Linked DNA regions of Homo sapiens: region 1 is linked to region 2. Evidence: read pairs that join two places in POLR2A ChIA-PET (ENCODE). Cell type or tissue: PC-3. All regions are shown on one strand. Each heading gives the region's core, and the rest is flanking DNA. Links, peaks and the distances in the headings are about the cores only.

The links. Peaks named below come from ENCODE experiments on the same cell type or tissue, not always from the same donor. Only the 100,000 strongest peaks of a DNase experiment are listed, where the experiment ranks them.
Region 1: POLR2A ChIA-PET joins it to region 2 with 8 read pairs; 6 of 35 experiments call an interaction of 5 or more read pairs at or near these places.

Annotation. Positions count from the first base shown.
Region 1 is chr22:31,923,340-31,926,259 of GRCh38, reverse strand. LOC105372998 (a long non-coding RNA gene) reads left to right here. Exons shown (of 3, transcript XR_001755494.2): 3 at 1-965. Among named protein-coding and RNA genes, the nearest start is that of YWHAH, 20 kb to the left of the region's middle. In PC-3, for the core only: no CTCF peak of the experiment used is centred there; no DNase peak of the experiment used is centred there.
Region 2 is chr22:31,865,826-31,868,745 of GRCh38, reverse strand. The region is part of intron 33 of DEPDC5 (DEP domain containing 5, GATOR1 subcomplex subunit); the gene reads right to left. Among named protein-coding and RNA genes, the nearest start is that of YWHAH, 77 kb to the left of the region's middle. In PC-3, for the core only: no CTCF peak of the experiment used is centred there; no DNase peak of the experiment used is centred there; H3K27ac peaks cover 1,597 bases.

The DNA.
Region 1 (2,920 bases), core at 277-2,776, 58 kb before region 2:
CTTTATTTTGCAAACATGGGCATAAAAACAACTGCAAGGGAAAATGTGTCCCACCCCTTCCCCACTCCCTTCTGGCTTTCTCTCTGTTGCCTGGCAACAGTTTTATCCAGAAACCTGGGTGTCATCCTAGATAACTCCCTCACCCTTATCCTTCCCACAAAACCCATGGCCCAATCATGTCCATTTTATCTCCTAAATGGCCCTCAAGTCCATCCACTCCTCCCCTCCCCCCATCACCTCCCCAGTCCAAGGTTCCATCATGAATTTCCTGGACATCTACATTGGCTTCCCACAGGCCTCCGGCTTTCACACTTGCTCATCCCATCCCCCGCTTCCATCTTCTGTAACCACAGCCAAAATAATCTCTTAAAAATACAAATCTGATCCTGTCACCTGCTCCTTGCTTAGAACCTCTAAGAATCAAAATCAAAATCTTCAGCATGCCCAAGAGCACTGCATGGTCAGGCCTACTTCCCAACTTTATCTTGCCCTGTGCGTGCCCTTCCCTCTCTTCCTGAACATTTTTTCCTCCCCAATTCTTCTACTTAATCCTGCTTACCCTGTAGTTCTCAGTTCTATGGTCACTTGGAGAGCCTTTGCTGACCTTCATGACTAGGTCAGATTGCCCTGTGATGGACTCTCCTAGCACCATGTGCCCTTTATGTCTGTAGCACTTATCATTGTCACAATTTTACCCTTATTTACTATTATTTGATTTATATCTGCAAGCCCTGCCTCACTCAATTTAAGCTTCATGAATGCAGTGATTTTGTCTTGTTCTCTGCTTGAAACATGGATGGATGGATGGATGGATGGATGGATGGATGGGTGGATGGATGGATGTTTGGATGAACATGAGTTGGATGAGTAGGTGTATGGATGGATGGGTATATGGATGAATGAATGTTTGGATGTACAGGAATTAGATAAATAGATACATGGATGGATGGGTATATAGACGGATGAGTGAGTGTATGTATGTATGTATGGATGGATGCATGCATGCATGAATGGATGGATGGGTAGATAGATGGATAGGTGGATGTTTGGATGAACAGAAGTTGGATAAATAGGTGGATGGATGGATGGACAAGAATTTGATCAATAGGTATATGTATAGATGCATGAATGGATAGATGGATGTATATATGGATGGATGGATGGATGGATGGATGGATGGATGGATGGATGGATGTTTGGATGAACACGAGTTGGATGAGTAGGTGTATGGATGGATGGGTATATGGATGAATGAATGTTTGGAATCAAGCGATTCTCGTGCCTCAGCCTCTCGAGTAGCTGGGATTACAGGCATGAGCCACCACACCTGGCTAATTTTTGTATTCTTAGTAGAGATGGGGTTTCCCCATGTTGGCCAGGCTGGTCTCAAACTCCTGACCTCAGGTGATCCTCCCGCCTCGGCCTCCCAAAGTGCTGGGATTACAGGCGTGAGCCACCGCACACGGCCTCATAAACTGTTTTTCTCTGTGAGTCTCTTCCTCTCCACCAGAGAGTGGCATTCCTTATTCCCCAGGAATTAGTAAACTCCCTGGAGACAGATGTGCCAGGAATGTGCCCACATCTCACAAAATGCCCTTTTGTGGCCTGGGCACCCCTTCTTTCTTTTATTTTTGAAACAGGGTCTCACTCTGTCACCCAGGCTGGGGTGCAGTGGCACGATCTTGGCTCACTGCAGCTGACTTCCTGGACTCAAGCAATTCTCCCACCTCAGCCTTCCGAGTAGCTGAGATTTCAGGCACATGCCACTATGCCCAGCTAGTTTATTATTAATAGTAGCGGTAGAGACGAGGCCTCACTATGTTGCCAAGGCTGGTCTCAAACTCCTGAGCTCAAGCAATCCTCCCATCTTGGCCTCCCAAAGCACTGGGATTACAGGCGTGAGCCACTGTGCCCGGCTGGCACCCCTTCTTTCAATCCTCACAGGACTCTGAGGGAGGCGTGATTTACCCCCATTTTAAACAGCAGGAAACTGATTTGCCCCGGGTCACACAGATAAAAAGTGGTAAAACTAGTGCTGAAACCCAGGTCGATTTGAATCCAAGGCCAAAATCCTTAACCAGTACCCGCAGGCGGGGATAGTCCCTCCAACAGCCCAAATATGGCTGCCACACCTGTGCCTGGCCACCATGGGTGGGGTAGCCCATTCTATTGTTGAATTCCTGCCTGTCAAAGAGTTTATTCTAACCCACTTGAAATATGCCCCTCTGAAACTGCTACCCAGTGACCCTGACTCTGCTCCCTGGTTACAGAACCAGTGCTTCCCCTCTTCCACATGGCAGCCCGTCAATAATTTACAGCCAGCCGTCCTGTCTCCCCTGCATCTGATCCTCTCCAGGGAGGGGTGGCAGAGGGGAGAGACTGCAAACCTGGAACTACAAAATCCAAGTTCTCATCCTGGCTCAGCCACTGTCCACAGACCAGTAAATTTCAAAAGAAAATTAAATAGGTGATTTTGACAAACAAGGACACTGAAAAAAATGGCCAACTCCTAGCACCCTTGTTTCATAAAAGAAAGGGCATCCTGACACAGAAAAAAGTAGGGCAGACAATTTCAGAATTAATTTATCTTCATAAAAACTCCCGACTTTGTCCCTGTTTCTCTGATTTCACCATGTCCTGGTGCTGACTCTGTGGGGGACTGGCCCAGGTCTGTAGGCCTTTGAGAACCTTTGCTCCAACCCATTAAAGAAAACACTGCTGGCCAGAAAAACCAAAGTAGAGGATTCCACCATCAGGACACGGTAAGTGACCCTGTTTGAAGAGGGAAGGAAGAGCTGAAAGTGCCTGGCACTGAGAAATGGCTGAGCTCAGGAAATGAGACAGACTTCTCCATTGCATTGTGGTTTCATATCCAGTTTCTATCTCAGCTTAGAGGGACAAAGGCTTTTCCTACTCCACG
Region 2 (2,920 bases), core at 326-2,825:
TTCTAAAACAAAGCTTCTCAGCTGGGTGCGGTGGCTCACGCCTGTAATCTTGGCACTTTGGGAGGCGAAGGCGAGTGGATCACTTGAGTCCAGGAGTTCGAGGCCACCCTAGGCAACACGGTGAAACCCCATTTCTACAAAAAATGCAAAAATTAGCCAGGCGTGGTGGCACACGCCTGTAGTCCCAGCTACTTGGGAGAGTGAAGTGAGAAGACTGCTTCACCCGGGAAGCGGAGGTTGCTGTGAGCTGGGATCCTGCCACTGCACTCCAGCCTGGGCGACAGAGAGAGACCCTGTCTCAAAAAAATAAATAAATAAAATGAAGAAAATAAAACAAGGCTTCTCAGTCTCAGCAGTATTGCCCTCTGGGGTCAGATAACTGTTTGCTGTGGGGGGCTGTCCTGTGCATTGCTGGATGTTCAGAAGCATCCCTGGCTTCTACCCACTTGATGCCAGTAATACTATCAGCCCCAACCCCCAATTATGACAAATAAAAATGTCTCCAGATATTACCAAATGTCCCTTGGGGGGTAAAGTTCCTCCTGGTTCTCATAGAACCATTTTGCTGTTCTATAGCAGGCTCAATGATTTGTTAAAAAAATAACAATAATAATAAAAAGGACCACACAGGTTTTGCTGGCACCATAAACACACAGAGAAATGCAGCAAGAGACAGCTTGCAATTACCAATTACCACCTGCCTCTAACCAGTAAGGTTTACCATGCTGTAAATTTAAATGAGACCATGCCGTAAATTTAAATGAGAATAAGCTAACTAAAGGGGACTAGAACCAGCTCTTATGCATATAAGAGTGGCTCTTAGGCATTGCCTTCTGGGCCCCTGTAGTGGGGTTCTCTCATGTACTATAACAAGAATTGCTCTACCAGCCTAACGTGAAGGCCATTACCAGAAATGCACATTAGTCCTGCAGTCCTATTTTGGTGGGAGCCGGGGTAGGGGGTGGTTAAAGAGTTGTCCTCTGGATCAGGAATTGGGAAACATTTTTTGCAAGAGACCAGAGAGTAAATATTTCAGGCTTTGTGGGCCATAGGGTCTCTGTCACAACTACTCAACTTTGAGTAAGAAAGTGAGAAAGCAGCCACAGGCAATATGTAAATGAATGGGTGTGGCTCTATTACAATAAAACTTCATTTACAAAAGCAGATGGTAGACCAGATCTGCCCTATAGTTTCCTGACCTCTGCTCTATCTATGTATCACACAATGTGTATCTTTTAAGAGGCTGCACAGAAAAGGCATTTTGTTTAGATCCTAATACCAGGAAAAGGTATGCTTCTCCCAAGGAATCTGGTTGTCTTTATTTTATAACCACTATGAGTCTTGGAACAGAGGTTTCCCACTTTTCTTTGGCTACCAGGAGGTTCAGAGCTGAATTTGGCACAAAATTCTATCTACTTTACAAGGCCTTATATTACATCCTGTCTTATTTTTTTTCTTTACCTGAATTTCCCCCATCTAGTCATGTTTTTATTTTAGGGGTTGCATTTACTTCCATGATCCACATGAAATAACTTTTTGGAATAAGATCAGTGGTGAACAAAGATAAATAGCAGGTAGGATGGAGAGAATGGCAGATGTCGCACGTAGATTCCTGGCAAAGAGCCAAGTAAAGGGAGATGCCTTTCATCTTAAGAATCTTATGAACCTTGTCCGAAAAAAGGACTCCACTGAACATATGTAGATACTCCCCCCTCCGCTTTAGAGTGGGCTAGACTTAGTGATGTGCCTCCAATAAATGGAGTATAAAAAAGGAAAACATAGTAACTTCATAGTAGAGATGGCTAACAAATATGACATTAACCAAGTGATGAAGGAGTGATGAAGATTATCGTCGCCAGTGATGTTGTGTGGATCTCAGGTACCTACTGATGTGATGTGATGAGAAGGGCACTTCCCCTCTGGGGTATTCTTTTTGAGTATCTGTAACTCCAGTCTAACCATGAAAAAAAACCTCGGACAAACCCAGATTTGGGGACATTCTACAGGACACCTGGCCAGGACTCCTCAAGGCTGTGAAGGTCATTTTAAAAAGTAAGGAAAGGGCTGGGCGCGGTGGCTCACACCTGTAATCGCAGCACTTTGGGAGGCCGAGGTGGGCGGATCACAAGGTCAGGAGATGGAGACCATCCTGGCCAACATGGTGAAACCCTGTCTCTACTAAAAATACAAAGATTAGCTGGGCATGGCAGCGTGTGCCTGTAATCCCAGCTACTTGGGAGGCTGAGGCAGGAGAATCGCTTGAACTCGGGAGGCGGAGGTTGCAGTGAGCTGAGATCACGCCACTGCATTCCAGCCTGGCGACAGAGCGAGACTGTCTCAAAAAAGAAAGAAAAATGTAAGGAAAGCCTGAGAAACAGTCACAGATTAGAAGAGACTGGGAAGCCAGGCAATGTGGTACCCAAGATTGGATCCTAGAATAGAAAGAAGACATTAATTGAAAAAAATGGCAAAATCCAAGTCTGGCGTTTGATTAAAAAAAAACCAAACCTCTCAGCAGCAGCACCAATCCCCAATTTCCCCCCACTTTCTGGCACTCCCAAGCTACAGGAGAAAGTAAGGGAGGGAACCCTGTTAGAGATGCCTCTGAGATTAGCACCACCCACCACAGGCATCCCCCATGGGTCTTCTACCTTCCACCTCGTGGGCTTGTCACAGCCCCACTTTCTCATGCTGGTGGGTCATCAGCTACAAGGAAACAGCTGGATCTGCCAGCCCAGCTCTCCACTGTGCCTGGAGGCTGGTAGAGATGACACTCCCCTTTGTCTTACCCGGAGACAAATGGGCTAAGTGGGCTCCTGCTTTCCAGTCACTCAGCTCCTGCCACGCAGACAGAGGCATTGCAAAGGGATCCACAACAGAATCCCATATGCCTTGCAGAGAGGGAAAGCTTGGGAATAAC